Regions from separate parts of the Mus musculus genome. Here region 2 is linked to region 1. A link is a loop called in an ENCODE intact Hi-C map of the cell type or tissue named here. Cell type or tissue: heart. All regions are shown on one strand. Each heading gives the region's core, and the rest is flanking DNA. Links, peaks and the distances in the headings are about the cores only. Region 1 has its middle 160 kb from the start of Dmrta1. Region 2 overlaps Gm12610 (predicted gene 12610).

Region 1 (9,362 bases), core at 2,631-7,630:
CCGTGTTTAGTTTTAAAGGACACATAGATTGTGATCAGCCACACTCTTGGCTCTTATGTCAAGTACAGTAGCAGAGCTGATATCTACAATTTCCTGCCAGTTATATTGATTCATTTGATTTTCAAGGTCTAAAAGAGGACAGAGATTGTAGGAAGCTATCTAGTGATTAAAAGTCAATGCCTCTGGTGAGTGGCATTTGCTTAGTGATTAAGGTTCATAAGGGAGACCAAGACACCTACAGCGAGCTTAAGAAAGTAAAGTGACCTCCTCTTGCTTCCCCTCCTCTCCCCTCCCCTCCCCTCCCCTCCTCTCCCCTCCCTTCCCCTCCCTTCCCCTCCTCTGCCCTCCCCTCCCCTCCTCTCCCCTCCCTTCCCCTCCCCTCCTCTCCCCTCCTTTCCTTTCACCTTCATTCCTCATTCTTCTCTTCACGAAGTGCTGGGTACTCAGCCTTGAACTCAGGACCTTAAGCGTGATAAGCAAGTGTCCTTCTACTAAGCTAGGAGCCCAGCCCTTGCTTTTCTGAGACAAGAGTCTTACTATGTATGCCAGAGGGTCTTAAGCTGGCATTCTCCCCAGCTCAGCTTCTGGGTGCTCGCGCTGGGATACAGGCCTACGAATGCACATGTATCTGAAGTAATGTGTCCTAAATTATGATGGCCATGGATAGATTTTTTTTTGTTGTTTTAATCACTGATTTTTGTTCACATTTATTATTTCACTTTTCTTCTTTGCTTTGGTTCTAACTTAATATGAGCAGAAGTTCACTGAGTAACAAGGAAACTTACGATTTTTACTTTTTCCTCAATAATGCCAGCATTCAGAATAGTTAATCCCTAAATCTCCAGCTGGCGGTGCCCCAACAGAGAGGCGGTGCCTTCACAATTTTGTGTCCGTATTCTGTTTCATTTCTAAATGTCTTCTCTAATAATAATTTAATTAAGAGAAGTTCATTCTCTTGGTAGTAATAAGAAGTGAAACCTAAAACAGCTAAGGGGAGGAAAAGAAGATAAGGTAAGTAATTGCCAACACTGTGATTCCCAAGGTAAAATTTAAAAAACCCTAAAACATTAAGGGTGAAAATGCACAGAAAACAAGCAGCGTTCAGCTGGTTGCTCTATACCAAAACGTAGAAAAGAAGGGAATAGAGGGAGACCTAAGTTGACTGACAGAGCATCCAGTTAAACTGAGAGAGAGAGAGAGAGAGAGAGAGAGAGAGAGAGAGAGAGAGAGAATGAGGGCAGAGATATCCCACATTGAACAGCAACTTCAAAAACAAAGCATGTTAGAAATCAGCTTAAATATATAATTATGAAGAAAGTTACAAACTTTTACTGAATCTTGAGAAAAAAGTTAAGAAGATAAAGAGGAATATCATTCTCAGGAATGAGAAGAGAATGGTAAAATGTGTTCACTTTTGGATCCATATGCATGTGTAATGTGTAAATGTATATTTAAAATATTGCTAACCAAGGTATTGATGGAACATGTGTGTGTGTGTGTGTGTGTGTGTGTGTGTGTGTGTGTGTGTGTGTGAAAAATCTGTCCAAATGATTCAGAAGCTTATGAAGAAAAACTGAAAGAACTTCCCCATCTTTCCTGGGCAGTGGTGCGCCAAGCTGAATAAAGAAGCCTATCTCAGGTAGTAGAAACCAGGTGGCCAAGGGCAGAGAACTGGCTCTGGCTCTTACGGCCTCTGAACTTGTGGTACTGAGAAGTTCCCAGACAAAATTAACGCCATTTCCCACTGTGTTGGATGAGTGTGTCTTAGTCATTTAACAGATATTGACCATCAGATGCATCCTAGCAAGTCACGTCAACCAGCAATTGGAGAAGAACCTCACCTTTGGGGAAGTTAGAGCCCAGCTGGGGAAGAAGGCACTCACAATGCACTCTGGGAAACAACCTCTTATTATAGGAGGAGATTGTAGACACCAATCAGGACCCTGATGAAGTAAACCCATGTTTTCTGAACTGTTTGTCAAGAGGACTAATTGATTTAGCTCTAATCCATGGTGCACATCTATTTTGTGAGACTGATGAAATCTTTCACTTTTATGATGAGGTACTAAGTATGATTTATACTCATGCCCAAATTCTTTTCTATCTCATGGCTGATGGTTAATGCATCTCTGATTAGCAGGTGACCCTGGTTCATACTCTGAGGGGCATCCAAGTCACAGTCCCTCGAGAATAAAACAGCATTTCAGACAATCTCTGAGAGCCAGTTTTCTGCTCTTCCATTGGCGTTTCACACAGTCTCCCTGGGATTCGTACGTGGCCAGTCCAGTTTCTAGATGTTAAATATCCACGCTTGGCTTCCCTGGTACTGGCATGACTAGTTCCAGCAGTAGGTCAGTCTAGCCCAGGAAATGCCTTTAAATTCTTGAGTCTCTGCCTTCTAGCATTGTGCTTTAGAAAGACCAGGAAATGAAACGTACTGGAATAGAACAAGTATAATCTTCTGAAATAGAAAGATGGAATGAAAGGAAGGAAGGGAGAGATAGACACACAGAGATATCAACAAGCCTGTTTATTTGGACACAGACTGGTAATTTTTAACTTCAGAATTATTTTCAAGGGTTTAATTTCCAGTTTTGAATTTGAATCACGGTTGAGGGAAGAACTCAATCTGTAAAGTTCCCACTTTGCCAGCACCAGGTCTTGCATGAACTCCCAGAACTCACTTAAAAATAAACTTGGGGATGGGGGTTGGAGACAGTCTAGATAGATTCCTAGGACTCAGCCTCGCTTCCTTGACAAGGCCAGTGAGAGACTTTGTTTATGTTTTTAAAAAGGTGGAAAATGTGGGTGGTACCTGAGAAATGTACCTCAGGTGCATGACCTGAGGGTGTCCTCTGGCCTCCACACAGAAGCATACAAATACTTTAGTCACCTGTGTACAAGCGTGCGCGCACACACACACACACACACACACGCACACAAGTTCTCCTTTAGTTTTTTTTTTTTTTTCAATTCACAGATCTTCCAGGCTCTCTGGCATGTTCAGAGCCATGTTCTAATTATAACAGAAAAAAATATGTATATATACATACATATATATTTTTAAAGAAAAATCTATACCTCCATGGTCATCAGTTTTATAATTATATGTACCTTATGAGCTTGTTGAAAACATTAAATTAACTAATGCTTATAGAACTCCTGGAAGGGATTAAGGGTATTTTAAAAGCTCAATGTTAAGTATTGTCTTATAAATAAGAGTTGACCTATAATTATCTGCTTATGTATGATTTATCTCTCTATATAAGGATTTATTCCTATATAAGCCTTCAGAAATATGGCTCCTTGATTATTTTCTTTATCACTTGCCTGGAAGGACACTATTTAACATTTATATTTTGAATCTGACCGTATGGCCCACTGTTTCTGTATGCCTCGCATGGAGAGACGTTAGTTAGAAAGAACCTCTCAATTGATCAGAGAGAAAATGACACGCCCCTAAAAGGCAGCCTGGGGCAGTGAAGTGAGTACGAAGAAGGTTGGTCTGAGTAGCTTGCAAACCAAAACCCTTTGTGGTCCCAAATAAGGATTGCTGTACTCCTGTGTTCCTCTCCCCAAGCAGCAGGTCTGGTCCATGGGAGGTTATTCCTGGTGTGTAGCTAGCCTCTGGCTGTCAGACACAAATATGTCTGAAATTAAGATCAAGGTCTGTGAGCCTTTGAGGGGAAAAATTGAACTCAACTCTGAAAATCCCCCTGGCCATCTGCAAAGGCCACCCTGCAATGAGTGCTGTTTTAACCAGGGTTTATCTTTACAGGTGTTAGGTAGAAGCCTAGACAGCCAGTCAGCCGCTGTGAGTCATCTGGCTGTGGTGAGATTAGAAATTCCTGGAACATGATAAAGAATCCGGAGTGGAGGCAGGAAAGATGAAGGGAAATGCCTTCTGCAGCTCCCGGTTCCCACCGGTTCCCACCATGTGACCTTATGGTCCATAACTTTTGGGTCGATTTGGGCAGTTACCTGCTTGCTTTCTCACCCCCACCCCTTTCCTCCTCCTATTCATTTTTAAATATTTAGTTATTTTATGTATACGTGCCTGAGTGTATGCATATGTTCAAGAGCCCATGGAGGACAGATGAGGTCCTTTGTTCTCCTGGAAGTAGAGTTACAGGTAGTGGTGATCTGCCATGTGGGTGCTGGAAACAGGACCCGGATCCTCTGCAGAGCAGTAAGCACGCAACAACTGAGCCATCTCTAGCACCTCTTCCTTTTCTTTCCCCTTTTATTGACTTTTCAAAGTCAAGAAATCCTATTTCCACTGAATATGTAAATATTCATATTTTAACCAGGAAAGCGCACTATGTGTGTAAAGGTGGTAGATTTAGATACCGTTGAGAAGAAATAGAGGAGGGAAAGATGGGGGGCGAGGGAGGGGAGAACTGGAAAAGACAAGCAGAGGAGCGTCCGGATGGATGAGAATCGGGATGGAGTTGGCGACTCTGACTGCGGACTCAGTAATATTACTGTCTTCTCGTGAAAAAACGAATGAACAGGCTTAGCCGAACAATGGCTTCTTATTTGCAAACGCCGTAAAGAAAACAAAAGCATAATAAAAAATAAATTAAAAACAAAAAACAAAAGCAGTTAGAACCCAATGCATATTCTCTGCGCATTTGAAGTTGCTGCGAGGCAGGGCGGCTTCAAATTGGCCTCTCTTGTTCCCGTTCAGCGTAGGAGGGTCTCCACCCCACCATCCGGCCTTTCCGTACTAAAAGCTGAGATCCGAAGTTTCGGATGCTGTTGCCGGGAACTTCTTTTCACTCAGAGAGCCGTGCTGAGTGCACGGGGTTTTGATCTGTCCCTCGGGGGGAACTCCTGAGTCCCGTGTCCCTGCGAGTTCGCCTCTGAAAGTGCCGAAGTGAGGATTAGTTTGGTGTTGAGGACACCTAGTGGCGGTTTGTTGGTTGTGTTCTTCAAACGGAAAGAAAATCGGCGAAGTTAGCAACCCCGGAGGCAACTTGTCTCTTTTTCCACAACACCTTCACAAAGCAACTAAAGTTTCCCAGAAGCTTCAAGATAAAACGGCGTGGTGGTAGAGTCAGCTAAATTCTCACTTCTGCCTTTTACTGCCGTTAGACCGAATTCTCTCGGCTTAATTCCTTGTAAGGAACACACTGTGCCACACAAGGAAAGCTCTAAGGGCTGCAGAGTGGCCACAACTGGGTCAACTAAACTGATAAGCTGAGAGTCATTTTGAGAGAGACTCAGACATAAGAACTCTATGGTAATAGAAAGAGTCTTTTTTCCCCCCTGCTTTATAATGATTGACTACGCTGTACATTGCTCTTATTGTTTTCTGGGACTACAAGGTGTTAGTAATAAATGTCTCTAAAATAAATGTATAAACAATAGTTGTCCATTGCTGAAAATTCAGCTAATGGAGAATACAAGTTATCATTTTTGAGAGGTTTTCATATTTTCCACCTTCCAGTAAAAATCGATTTTCAAAAATAGGCTGAGCCCAAGATTTAACCATAGGCTGTAGTTTTCTTTTCTTTTTCTTTTTTTTTTTTAACATTTTTTAAAAGATTTATTTATTTATTTATTATATGTAAGTACACTGTAGCTGTCCTCAGACACTCCAGTCAGATCTCGTTAAAGATGGTTGTGAGCCACCATGTGGTTGCTGGGATTTGAACTTCTGACCTTTGGAAGAGCAGTCAGGTGCTCTTACCCACTGAGCCATCTCACCAGCCCAGGTTATAGTTTTCTAACCCCTGGTTTGAGTTGGTAACTCTTTATGCCGGCTCTTTCAAATAAGAGAAAATTTAGTGTGATGCAATTCGTGTAAAAATAAATAAAATTTAAGGTTAATTCATTTCGTTTAAAATTCACTTTATGTAATCTAGAATGTAATTTTCTTAAACAATACTTTTATTTATTTTTTTAAATCAATTTATTCTTTCATATCCCAACCACAGTATTTTCCCTCTCTTCTCTCTTCCCAGTCTCTCCTCCCTCCCCAACCACTACTACTCAGTTTCCCTTCAGAAAATGGACGGGCTCTCTGGGATAGCAATTAACCGTGGCATATCAAGTTTCAGTAAGGCTAGGTACCTACCTCTCCTCCTATTAAGGGTGGACAAGGTGAACCAGTCGAAGGACAAGGGTCTCAAAGGCAGGCAAGAGCTTCAGAAACAGCCCCAACTTCCTCTGTTAGGAGTTCTACAAGAACACTAAGTTACATAACTATCATATATGCAGAGGTTAGACCCACGCAGGCTCCCTGACTGCCGCTTCAGTCTCAGTGAGCCCTTAGGAGTTCATTTGTTGATTCTGTGGGTTTTCTGGTGGTGTCCTTGACCTTTCTGGCTCCTACAATCTTTCCTCTTCTTCTTTTTCCTTTGGATTCACTGAGTCCCTTGTAATGCTTTGCTGTGGATCTCTGCATCTTTAAACCATATTTTTTTCCCTTGACAAGCTTATGTATGTACAGAATGTATCTTTTAAATAAGTTAGTTCTTTGACAATTACATAATCTATACAGTGCATTATGGTTACTCCAGCTCCCTTTTACAACCCCTCTCCCCCATCATCTCTTTTATTCCTCTCTATTTTCCCTGTTTCACAGATTTCTGACATTTGGTTTTGTTCTGTGACCCATTTGGCTCGTCAGGGCCATCTGTGTGACCATTAGATGGGACTATCATTGAAGCCATGTTGGGTCTTTGGTGATAGCACAGATGGGGCTCACCCATGAGGTAAGTTATCTTTAAAGCGTCTTTGCATGTGTATTCCTTGTGTATAGATGGGTGTATATTTGTCACCGTATATTGGCTTTGGCTTGGCTTGGGCTGCCCCGTCATACCACGTCCATGCCTATTCCCAATCAATCAGTCCTTCAGGCTTGGGTTCCAGAGCTATTGCTATCCAGTCCAGTTGGTGCTTTTGAACCTGAGTGCAAGACGTCCAGGGAATCTTTGACCTCTGCATTCCCTTTGAGCTTGAACCTTTTAGGGTAATGTCTTATTTGTCTTCACACTCGAGGACAGTGAAATGCTCCCTCCTCAGCCAAGTCCCCAGAGCAGTGACCTTTGCCACATCTGTCAATAGAGGTGACTCTAATTAGCTGGGGAGCCGACAGGAACACTGGAGACAACCTGGACAACGTCCAGCAGACACTAAACTGTGCAAAGCCCATGTTCAGTGGCTTCCCCCTGGAGTATAACCGTCCCTGTGCTTGCCTTCTGGACAGAAGTGTTCACTACCTCAAACAGAACTCTGTGAGTAGCACCCTGATCCATCCCCACTGAGTTGCATAGCTAAGATTCTCTTTTGCATTTCATATCCAGCCTGGATCCCTGTTCTTTATGATCGGAGTAACTCACAAAAGAATTAATTCTGAACAGGCAGTTTGTAATATGGTACTTTGTTTTGTGGTAAAATCCATGGCAGCCGTAGGTTCGAGAATGTGTGCCAGGAAAGCTGGTTTCTGTTTGCTTTGCACTTGGCATACATTTGGTTGAGGTTCTTGCTGCATTTAACACAAGCCCCAAACACTTTAACATGGCCTCGAGGACTTGGCTAAGCACCTCTCTACCTGTGTCTCCAGATTCTTCTCAAGCCACACTTGGCCTTGCTCGCTAGATTCACGTCCATTCCCTTTTCAGACCCCCCACGGGGCTCCATTGTGACATCAGTGTTCGGTCACCTGTCTGCTTCCTATTCTTTCTTTCAGGATAATTATTACTTTCTCAGAGAGCTATTTCCTGACCCTAATTTCAATTTGATTTCTTTCCTTGTCTTCTCTTCTTGCATTTCTCCTTCCTAACACCCATCATCACTTCCAATAACAAAAGTCTCTTTGGTTAACGTAACAAAACTGGCCAGGAGATGGCTGTGCTTTTAATCCCAGCCTTAGGGGTGCAGGGTTAGAGGCTAGCCTGGTCTACAGAGTTTTAGGACAGCTAGGGCTACACAGAGAACCCCTGTTTTGAAAAGCAGACAACCAAACAACCAAGCAAAACAAAACACTACAAACAAAACAACAGAGTATGTATCTTCATTCATAAGGTATATATCCAACAAGAGTTGAGGGAGCCTGCTTTGTTTAGTTGCCATGCCTAGCAAGGTGGATGGTTTGTAAAGAACACCCTGCACTGGGCAGATGAAGTCTGGGTTTCCCAATGTTAGAAACCAAAGAATCTGTGACTCATTACCACTCCCTCGCATGGCCTCATTTCCTTGGCTAAACCTTTTGTTTTCCACAGAGATTCTTAGTTATTGAGACTTTGGAATGAGCACAATGAACAGTAGCTGTGTCTTTAGAAAGATTTTTTTTTTTAAATAAGAATTCAGAAAATACACTTTTCCTCCTATCCTAAAATGGGCAATTCCTGTTTTTGGAAATTATATTTCTTACTTTTTTTTGTGTGCAAAATTTTAACAGATCAAGTACCACGGGGACAACTTCCAATCACAGTAGATAAGTTTGTGTAATGAAAAGATTCTTTCAGCCCTGAATTTATGGAGTGAATTAATTAAAACAATAACAATAACATCCAGTTCTGTTTTTTAAGTTGTCAGTAAGCAGTGGGCAAATCCAGACATCCTACTTTTTACCTGTGACTGAGCCTCATTCACAGACTATTAATGAAGGTATTAAGGACTGATCGAGTCAGTATTCTTAAACAACTTTGGATCAATAAAGTTCACTGAGGACTTGAATTTTCTCCTTTGAACGTGTCTGGCTGTCAGGCTGTCTTGGCCAAACTCTGAGGCTTGAATTTGCAGAGGAACATATTGTCAGGCCCCATAACTTGGAGCTGCTTTTGGTTTTGTTTTTTTGTTAGAGGTTGCTGTTCATTGAGTTTAATCCTTTTTCATCTGGCTTGTATATTGTTTTTACAATCCTTTTTATGACCAGATATATTTCACTAGCAATTTCCATTCGTGTTTCCACCCCACCCCCAGGCTAGACTCTCAGGTTTGCATAGATCTTAATTACATAGATCAATGATTATAAAGATCATTCTATCTCAGAACGACTTCTCAAAACACAGTGTCTGAAAACAATGCTTGTGGGCAAATAGGTTATTTGAGAAGTGACTTCAAGAGATCAGAGAATGGATAAAGAGAGGGCGAATGGATAAAGAAGGAAGGAAGAGGATCCCTCCTTCCAGGGGAGATTGCTGTGGTGACTTCCACGAGAATCTTCACCATAGCAGCTCCGAGATGCTTCCCTTTGTCCCAACCTTCACTTGAATCCACAAGTCACACTGAATCTGATGTTTTTGTTTGAGGTTTGATCCCAGGGACTTTAGGACACACCCTGGCTGCACAGCCAGGGGCTGGGAATGTTATGGGACAAAAAGAAGACTCACAGGAATCTTGGTGGACTG
Region 2 (9,362 bases), core at 1,420-6,419, 97 kb before region 1:
AAAGGCTGAGGACCACTGTTAAGGTATTAACTCTGCAGAAAATAAGTAGTGTGTAGATGTGCCATATGCTAAATTTTGTTTTTCCATCCTGTGGTTGAAGGACATTTTAGGTTTCCTTACCACTTGCCTGTGAGGAGTAGTTCTGTTAATCATTCCTGTCTCTGTCATTTGTGTGAACGTATTTTTCCCCTTTTAGGTGGCCCTCATAGTGTAGACTGTTATATGGATAACCACTATTTAACTGTTTGTGGAACTGTTAAACTAACTGTCAAAGTGGCTATGCCATTTTGTACTCAGATGAAAAACTGTGTGAAGGTTTCCACTTCTCATTGCCAATAAGTGTCTGGGGCTTTGTGTTTGTTTGTTTGTTTGTTTGTTTGTGTTTTTTTGCCTTTGACTGACTAAGCCTAGTGGTTTTATTGGCATTTTCCTGATGACTATCGATGCCCAGCACATTGGTGAAATGCTGTCTGTTTAAATCTTTTGCCCATTATAAAAATTGAGTTGCCTGTCATTTTGTTATTGATCAGGGCTTTTGGTGTTCTTAATTTTCATTTGAGGATAATAGTACATTAGTAAGGAGGCACAATTCTCTCTCTATCCCTTATTTTCCTGATACTCCTTTTAAATCCCTCTAACTTTTAGAGGGAACCTTCGGGGCATCTCTTTTTGCAGACTGTTTGCATGACAAAAATTTGTATTATGAAAGTTGGCATGGTCCCTCCTCAGTGAGGTCTTCCGGAGGGGCAGCCACAAGAACCCTGGCTTTTATAAAACGTTCATTGTTCTTCATTTTCTTCCCAGCCACCTTCATGAGCAGCCAGAAAAGCATGGAACTCCTTGAGTTGCATGTTACTTCAGAATCACCTCCAGATACTCACACTGAAATTAGAAGCTGGAGAAGGCGGCTAATGTCTTGTCTCAGTTTATAGTTTATAGTTTATATTTCCCTTGATATACATTTATATTTCCTGGACCCACCTGCCCTTTGTAGTAATCTTGTCTTAATGCTTATGATGAAACGTAAGAAAAAATGACTTTGGATTTCTTCTAAAGCAATCGCTTTCTTTCCCCCACCCCCTCATCTCTCTCTTTCTCTCTCTCTCTCTCTGTCTTTCTTTCTTTCTTTCTTTCTTTCTTTCTTTCTTTCTTTCTTTCTTTCTTTCTTTCTTTCTTTCTTTCTTCTCTCTTTCACACACACACATGCAGAAATACACACACACACACACGCAGAAATACACACACACACACACATACACACACACACACACACACACAGAGAGAGAGAGAGAGAGAGAGAGAGAGAGAGAGAGAGAGAGAGAGAGAGAGAGAGAGAGAGGACTGTATTCTTAAGTAGATAGTGTACAAATTAAGTTATCACAGAAAAAGAAAGAGGAGCTACCAAGAAAGATGAACTGAAGACTGCGACAGAGCTCTTCTCTCTGCCCACAGGGTAAGTGGGAGAGAGTGGGAGTGAAAGGGGAGGCTGAGGGACTCCTGGCTGTCATGTACTTTGTCAGTATTTTTTAAAGGGTCAGTTGGTTCATGAACCACAGCTGGCCACTGCGGTTACATCTCAGCACTTAAGTATGTTTGGTCAGGCCCACAAAATGCCATTTGCCTGTTTGGATTTTGAACCAACACTTAAGCTCCAAGAAATTTAAAGTAACAGGTCAGTAAAACAGGCAAGATTTATCCAGATTGAGCCATGCTGTCAGCAGGAGTAATGATGGATGGGCACTGCTTTCTGACAGGACTGCTTTTGCTGAACCTGCTAGTATTTTTTTGCTATTGACCTGACTTTCAATTTGTCAGTTGTCATACTGAATAATTAATTAATTACATTATTTTCCTTTTTTGTTTGTTTGAGTGGGAAGGACTTTGGCCCTGTAATTAATGGCTGTCTTGCTCACATCTCCTGGATTTGGGGACTACAGGCTTCCTGCAATCATGTACCATGACTCGTTGATTCATGAACATTCATGCAGGACATTAATAGCATCATTTTTCCACCTAGACCTGCATTGCCTGCATTATTCTTTACATGACATAGAGTTTGTAATGGATTCTTTCTCTGTATCTATCATCCAGTGTCTACAAACACCATGGCTTTAAGGCAGTGGAAATCAATGCAGAGTTGTAGGGGTGGTAAATTCAGTCAGGATATCAGCAGGCTCTTGCCATCCACACAGGTTATATAGGAGAATTTTCTGAACTTCCAGTGTCTTCAGGAAGTTTTCATCTGGAAGTTACCTCACTGTATTTTCTGCTATCTCTTTTCTCTCAGCCTCTTCTCTGTGTGCTTCTATAAGGACATTTATTATTGGATTTCTTGCCTACTGTGACTAACTGAGTTAATTCATCTTAAGTTAATTCTTAAGTTTTCATATAAAAATCATATTAGTAAACTTGGAGGATTATGATATGGAAATATTTTTGGGGGGTGATCTACCCACTGCATTAGCCAGATTGGACAGTTCTAGAAAATACAGACAGAATGGAGAAGTTGAAGTTGTAGCCATTCCTCAGGGTAAAGAAATGAAATGAAGACAAGACCAAAGAGGGAACTTTTATCTCAATCCTGGTTTGCTATAAGAATCAAATAACCTTAATCTTTGGACTTCCACACATTAGCAAACTGAGTCAGGGAATACTTAGTTCCTGTGAATCACTAATTCAACCTTGGTTTACTGTGTAATGTGGTTAATTGCTTGACCTTGGCCATGGATCCATAGATCTTTTAATAGGTTTACTGCTTTCAGTTGACTAAAATTACAACCATCGAAAATACTCTGTGAGCACGGGCATTTTAATGAATGTAGACACATGACTCTGACTCTTTTTTTTCCTGAATGAGGGGGTGCTACTAAGATCACAGAAGATGTGAATCTAGGTAATGCTCAAGAGTAGACACAGAGCCAGGCTGCATGCTCTCTGACAACTCTGCCATGCCACATGAGCACCAGGAAGCCACTCCCCCTAAAAAAAAATCTAGTCATGGGATTATAAAACACTTCACAGACAGTCCTAAGTCCAAGTGAAGGTTTCAGTCAGAGTAGTCAGAGCTATGAGGAATTTGAGGCAAATCAAATATTCGGGAGTGTAGTAGCACGTATTTCTATATGCTCAATAATTTAGAAATCTTACTTATGCATCCTGACAGATTACATCCTGCATTCTAGTGCTTCCTATTGGGAAAAGTGTGTGTGTGTGTGTGTGTGTGTGTGTGTGTGTGTGTGTGTGTGTGTGTTGCAGAGAGCTATACAGACAACCATACCCAGTCTCATACACACTCCCGTCACAACTAGGGTTTAGTGATGTGAACTAAGGTGTGGGCTTTTTGTTTGTTCCTTTGCTTTTGTTTCTCTTTTGCTGTGGCACGAAATCCAGGGCAGTGAAAAGCCCAGGCAGGGGGTTTGCCAGAGTGTAAACCTGGGCAGCCTTGCTCAGCTCTTGGTTGAGTGTGGAGTTGTTGGCGGCCAGAGGGTGGTTGCCTGGAGAGAGCAGCCTGACATTCTTGCACGCTGACATCAAGCTGCCAAGTTGCTGCCCTCTGGTGAGTCAACAGCAAAAGGCCTACATGGTCCGAGAGTGGCTGTCCAATCAGAAGCTGTGGTGGCTACCTCAGAAATGTGTCCAAACCTCAGCATTCTGCAGGCTTCAAACAGCTCCTTCTGAGAAAGAATGTAGGCATGATTAAAGCTACGAGAAACACACAACCTGTAATCACAGCAACAGTGAGATAGATCCCGCATTTGCTTCTAAGGCCAGCTTGTTGGATTTTAGTCAGCGGAACCTAGAGAACCTAGAGAACAGATTGAAGACCTGATTGGTGGACTGAGAGTTTTCTGTATACTGAGATCAAGGTGTCCTTGAATGGTACTGCTGGTCTGTGACAGCAGTGGGCTCCACTAGCAGGTATTGCAACTCAGCAGCAATATCTCCAGTCTGCCATCTCTTTCAGTGAGAATTCATATGCACATGTGTATACTGAGGTAGAAACTTATGGTAGAGCCTCTTCTCTCGTGTCCTTAGTAGAGGTGGATGTGTCTTCCACTGAGCAGGGATGTGATGGATGATGCAAGAGGCAGATTATTTGCTTAGTGCAGCACAAGCCTGCTCACCAGCTAAGAGCAGAGTCCTTTCCACAGCACTGCCACCATATGGCACTGCCATATCATAGAGGCCATAAAGGGGAATGGCACTGTAAAGATTAACTAGATTTTGCTTGGCAAGGTCAGGCATCCAGATAACATGCTGTAAATGGCAAGAAGGAGAAAGGGGATCTATATGACATTGGTGGCAGTGGCTTTCCTCACAGCCCAGCCCATCTGATTTGGACTGTCCATTGTCCTCTTAAAGATGCCCAAGAAAGCTGTATGGTTTTGTGGGTAAGGCAGTCTTGAAGCTTTGCCTATGTGGAATGGTAATGTCACTAAGAAAGAGACAGGATTTGGATAGGATGGGGACAGTAGCATACCACCAACTCTAAATTCCCCATGAGCCTGAGTTCTCTTCCATGTGACGTCTCCTACAAGGATGGCGTGTTCTTTCAGCGCCCTTTACCTATTTGTCTATTCATTCAAAGTTATATTTTCTCACATCCAAAGCATCAGGTATCAGGGGTTTACTGCTGTTTTTTTTATTTTTTATTTTTTTCCAAAAGACTAATAGTTCACACAAAGAAACAGAAAAAATTGATATACAATATAACCAATATTTTAATATATACCACAACAGAATAAAAACTCCTGTCAAATGCTGTTAAAATTTGAATCTTAAATGTACCCATAGGCTCACATTTTGAGCATTTAGTCTCCAACTGATGACAATATTTGGAAAGTTTCTGTAGATTTTGAGATTGGAGCTTAGCTGAAGAAAGTGGGTCACTGAGGTGCCTCTTCTCCATGATAGTCTTCTGTTGCTGTCTCTGCCTGCCATGGTGTGAGCTGAGTGCTTCTGCCTCTGCCTCAATGGGCTGAATTCCCTGAAACCATGAGCTGAAGCAAATCCTTTTTCTTCATGTAATCTGTTACTGTTGCATCACAGCAATGCTAGAGCGATTAATTTAAAATCTAAGAGCTTTCATAGAATGTGTATATACATGTCTGCATTGTGGTTCAAATGGAAGTTTCACTGTAACTCCATTCAGAAGAAACAGACATCTAGACAGATGAAATAGCAGCTAGGAGACAAAGAATAAATCTAGACATTTTGACTTTATATTTGAGTCCTTAAGTATCCAGTTATAGACTTAAGGAAAGCTGTTTGACTCTGTGGCATCCACAGACATAAGTCAGTTCATGGCTCTTTAAATGAGGGATATTGGGTGTGCTCGTTGGTGACGCTTTGTATGTAGAGGTGGCTGTACATGTGAAGACTGCCAAGGTCTACCATCAAGGGGCAAGAAAGTGAGTAACTGATATTAGAGGTTTCTACAGCCTTTCTGGATTTTATTATTGAGAAACAAAATTCTCAGTATTTCTTGGCTTAAATAACAAGGAGAATTTGCATAGCTCATGCATTTTGCAATGTGGGCCAGGCTTGGTTAAGATAGCTCCTCTCTGTTGCATGAAGTGCCTGTTGGTATTGCTTAAAGAACATCTGAGCAGCTGAGCCTCTTCATTCCTCTGTATCTTGATGTGATCTCTTTACTGGTCCTTCAAGCATGAGACCTTCAGGTAGCATTAAAAATTATGTGGCCTATATTAGATTGCCTAGAGTGCAGTTTCAAAAGAGTGAGATAGTCAGAGCTGTATTATCATTTGTAACCTGCATCTGGATGTTGTATAACCTTGCTTGTACTAGAGTCAGTTAGCTGGGGTGGTTGTGAAGTCCTGTCTAGGTTCAGGATGGGCATAGAGTCTTTCTCTGAATGTAGACATTCCAAGGTTCAAGAAATCTTGTGAGACTAAAATGCTTTAATGCAAATATTTAGGAAATTGATTGGCATAAAAGTAACATTGCTGTAAGAATATAGTTGGAGTATTGGAAACTGGTTTCATCTCCATGCTCTCTCATATATAAGGTCAGTTTTTTAGTCTCAGTTTCCAGGACTAGTATTTTAGAGTTGTTAAAGATTAAATAAAGTATATAAATATCTTGGTATATGAGGCTGGTACAAATCTCAACTCATGTACAAGAATTGAGGTTGTTGGTTGGCCAGAAGGAAGGCAGACAGCTGGAGAGTATGAAGGGTAGATTGTAATATGCATTTGTAGCTGATGATAAGTTGGTCAAACAATAGTATCTCAAAGTTACGTGATGTGGGCATAGTTCCCAACTATCTAGAGTCTGCCACAGAATCCTTACAGTAAGTGCATGAAGGATTGACTGTTGACATCCCCTATATCAGTTGAGGAACTTCAGGATCAAAAAGGATAAGAAAACTTCCCTAGTTGTCAGGTAACAAAGACAGGGAACCTTAAAGTTGTATGCAACAATCTATGTTCCACATATGAGAGAACAAGTAATATTTGTCTTTCTGGGTCTGGATGGTTTCTGTAAGGCGATGAGTTCTAATTCTACCCACTTCCCTGCAAATGACATAATTTTATTGTTCAAAGGCAGGATTTGAATCAAGGCAATGATTTTTAAAAATCAGAACCATATAAGAATAGCCTACCTTTAAACTGAACACTAAATTTTTTTTTCAGCAGGGTAAACCTGTGCTTAAACTTGCACTTCAGAAAGTTATACTGAATATAGCTTCGAGATTGCCAGCAGCTAATTGCCAGTAGCAATTGCTCTAGCCTAAACAAAACCATCTAATAGTAAAGAGCCAGTACAGTACGGATAAGGAGGACATTCAAGGAAATTAGTGGCAATCATGTAGACTGCTGAGTGGATATATAGAGCGTTAGAGGCACCATTGCAGTGACAGGTAATCTCTGAGTGTACGTACTGCATACGTACACCATAACCCATATACATCATAGCAGGGCTCCGAGTGGAAAAGAAAACAACCCTAGGGTGCCTTCTGGCCACAAGCATATTTCCTAGGCATTTGTACTCTCAGTCTAGACTGAAAACAAACAAAACAAATTTCTCTGAAATGCTGGAAACCCTCCCCACTTGAAGCTCTCAGATCTCCTACCTTGTAAATCTAGCTTTCAGATTCCATGCCACACTTCCTTTCCCACACCCCAGGTCCTTGGAACAGGGATCACAATGATCTGCGTGTGTGTGGTGATTGTTCCTTCCACATCAAGGGCCTCGGAGGATGACGTAGCACAGCTTTCTCCTGCGCTGACATCCACCCACTCCTCCAGTTGCACCTGCAGTTTGCAGCAGATCAATGGCTTGGTATTCTACTCTCCAACTAGTACTAGAGATTGGTATCAGGCTATGGTATCCCGGGATATTTCCACGTGGCATCTCTGTTGACCTTGTCATTTAGTTTCATGGCGACCTTCTTTTGGACTGTAATATGCACTTAGTAAGGTAGAGCAGGAATGTATGCTGTTTGGTAAGGCATTTTATATCTCAGATAGAGGAATCTGTTTATTGATAGGTCAGTGTCTAAGAAACAAAACTTCTACTCTCAAGGTAATTATGAATTAGCTATTAGGCTTTCTTAAGTTCACAGAGCATAATTTATAACATAAAACCTGTCATAGAAAGTGCTCACTTTAATCCATTCTATAGATAATAATTATTTTTAATAAAAGAAAACATTTACAAGAGGAAACAAAACAGTCTGATGGCTTAACTTAATGAGGAAAATAAAACATGCAAACACCTGAACCAGAAACCTGGAGTGTCTAGGTTTTCTGACTTTGATAGTTTATCTTTTCAAGTTAATTCAACTAAGGTAATTTCAGATGCTAGAAAGGCTGCTGTAACTTTGTCTGAGACCCAAGTCCTGAAACTTGCTCTGTAGACCTGGCTGGCCTGGTCTATATGATTTTCTCTGCCTCCTGGTGTTGGGATTAAAAATATGCACTACCATTGTCTGGGCATAATTCATATAAAAATAATTTTGCTTTGTTCTAATACCACATTTTGAATAAACCACTGCCTTTCCCACTGTGCTACGGAGCTGTTTTGTTTATTAAATATCTCCTCTAGGTATAGTTGATTCTTCATCCAGTATTTCTGATAATAACCCATCTGAGCATGGAGTTTTATGATAATTGCTCTATTATTTGTCTGTGCATATTACTTGGTTACTTATAGGCATTGTGTTAGCCTTTCATAGTGACAGTCTCTGCAGTTATGATCTAGTCAAGCTATAGCAAGGCATACTATACAGCTTGGTCACAGACCTGCAAGATTCAAACCTGCAGAAGTTTGAATTTGGCTTTGCACATTCAATCATTCTTTTAGAGAAATAATATACTATGCTACAATCGCAACTTAACTTTTTCATATACAAAGGGGAAAAAACTGAACATATTTAAGATTTAGAAATTCACAAAGGGATTAGTTGGACATTTCTAATGAGGCCTACTTACTAAGTGAATGGAGACAAGTGCCTGACTCATGGGGTTACTGCTTCTTGTCGTGGCTACACCAGCACTATAGAGCAGCAACAGATTAGGGTACAAATGCTAGAAGAAAGCCTAGGTTTTACTCAGAACGAGCTCTCCCTCTTCCTTACCCGCTTCCTTTTCTCCTTTTCCCTTTTCTTCCACTTCCTCTTCTTCCTTCTCCTATTCTTTCTCTTCCTCCTCCTCCTCCTCATATTCCTCTTTTCCTCCTCCTCTTTCTTCTTTTACAACAGGGTCTCACTATGTAGCTCTGACTGATCTGGAACTCATTATGTAGATCAGACTTGAGCTAAACTGCCTGTCTTTGCCTCCTAAGTGCTGGGATTAAAGGCATGTCCTACCGAGGTGGCCCTCAGAAGGCCTTCTAGCTGTTAAGCAGGGTTTCAGAGTCTCTGAAAGTTAATCAAACGAAAAGCACAGTTTGACAATCTAAATTTCTCTTCATTTTATTAAACCTTGTACCCAGGAGATTAATTTCCTTTTTTTTCCCTAGGAAGGAGATCTCTTGTTTGTGACAGTCTCAATGATATATAACTAGTTTCCAAGCATACAGAGCAAATCCGAGGCAATCATTTGTTAGTCATAAAGATAATGCAAGCAATGGAAACACGTTTTCAGGTCACATCACCAGACAGAAACTTTGCATGGATTCTTTCCTGGTTCAAGAGTTCACTCATAAGGCCTACTTTCTCTATCAGCTGGCTCAACCTGATAAGAACCTGAAATAAAGGTTCTTTCCAAGCTTTTATTTATTTGTCCTTGTGACATAAGGGTTGTGGAGATTAGTCTGTACAGAGACGTTTCTGGTTGGTCCATTTTTCTTTGGAGTAATTGTCTATCTCGGTTTGACAGGGTAAATAGAATTATTTA

Evidence for each region. Peaks named below come from ENCODE experiments on the same cell type or tissue, not always from the same donor. Only the 100,000 strongest peaks of a DNase experiment are listed, where the experiment ranks them.
Region 2: it touches region 1 in a loop (2.1-fold over the local background); 1 of 42 quality-filtered maps calls a loop at or near these places.

What each region holds. Positions count from the first base shown.
Region 1 is chr4:89,519,982-89,529,343 of GRCm38, forward strand. No RefSeq gene overlaps it. Among named protein-coding and RNA genes, the nearest start is that of Dmrta1, 160 kb to the right of the region's middle. In heart, for the core only: a CTCF peak has its summit at 4,914; a DNase peak (open chromatin) is centred at 4,770; H3K4me3 peaks cover 1,773 bases; H3K27ac peaks cover 454 bases; H3K27me3 peaks cover 609 bases.
Region 2 is chr4:89,424,546-89,433,907 of GRCm38, forward strand. The region is part of intron 5 of Gm12610 (predicted gene 12610); the gene reads left to right. Among named protein-coding and RNA genes, the nearest start is that of Cdkn2b, 120 kb to the left of the region's middle. RefSeq lists an enhancer at 1,866-4,559. In heart, for the core only: a CTCF peak has its summit at 3,553 (motif pointing left); a DNase peak (open chromatin) is centred at 3,546; H3K27ac peaks cover 1,158 bases.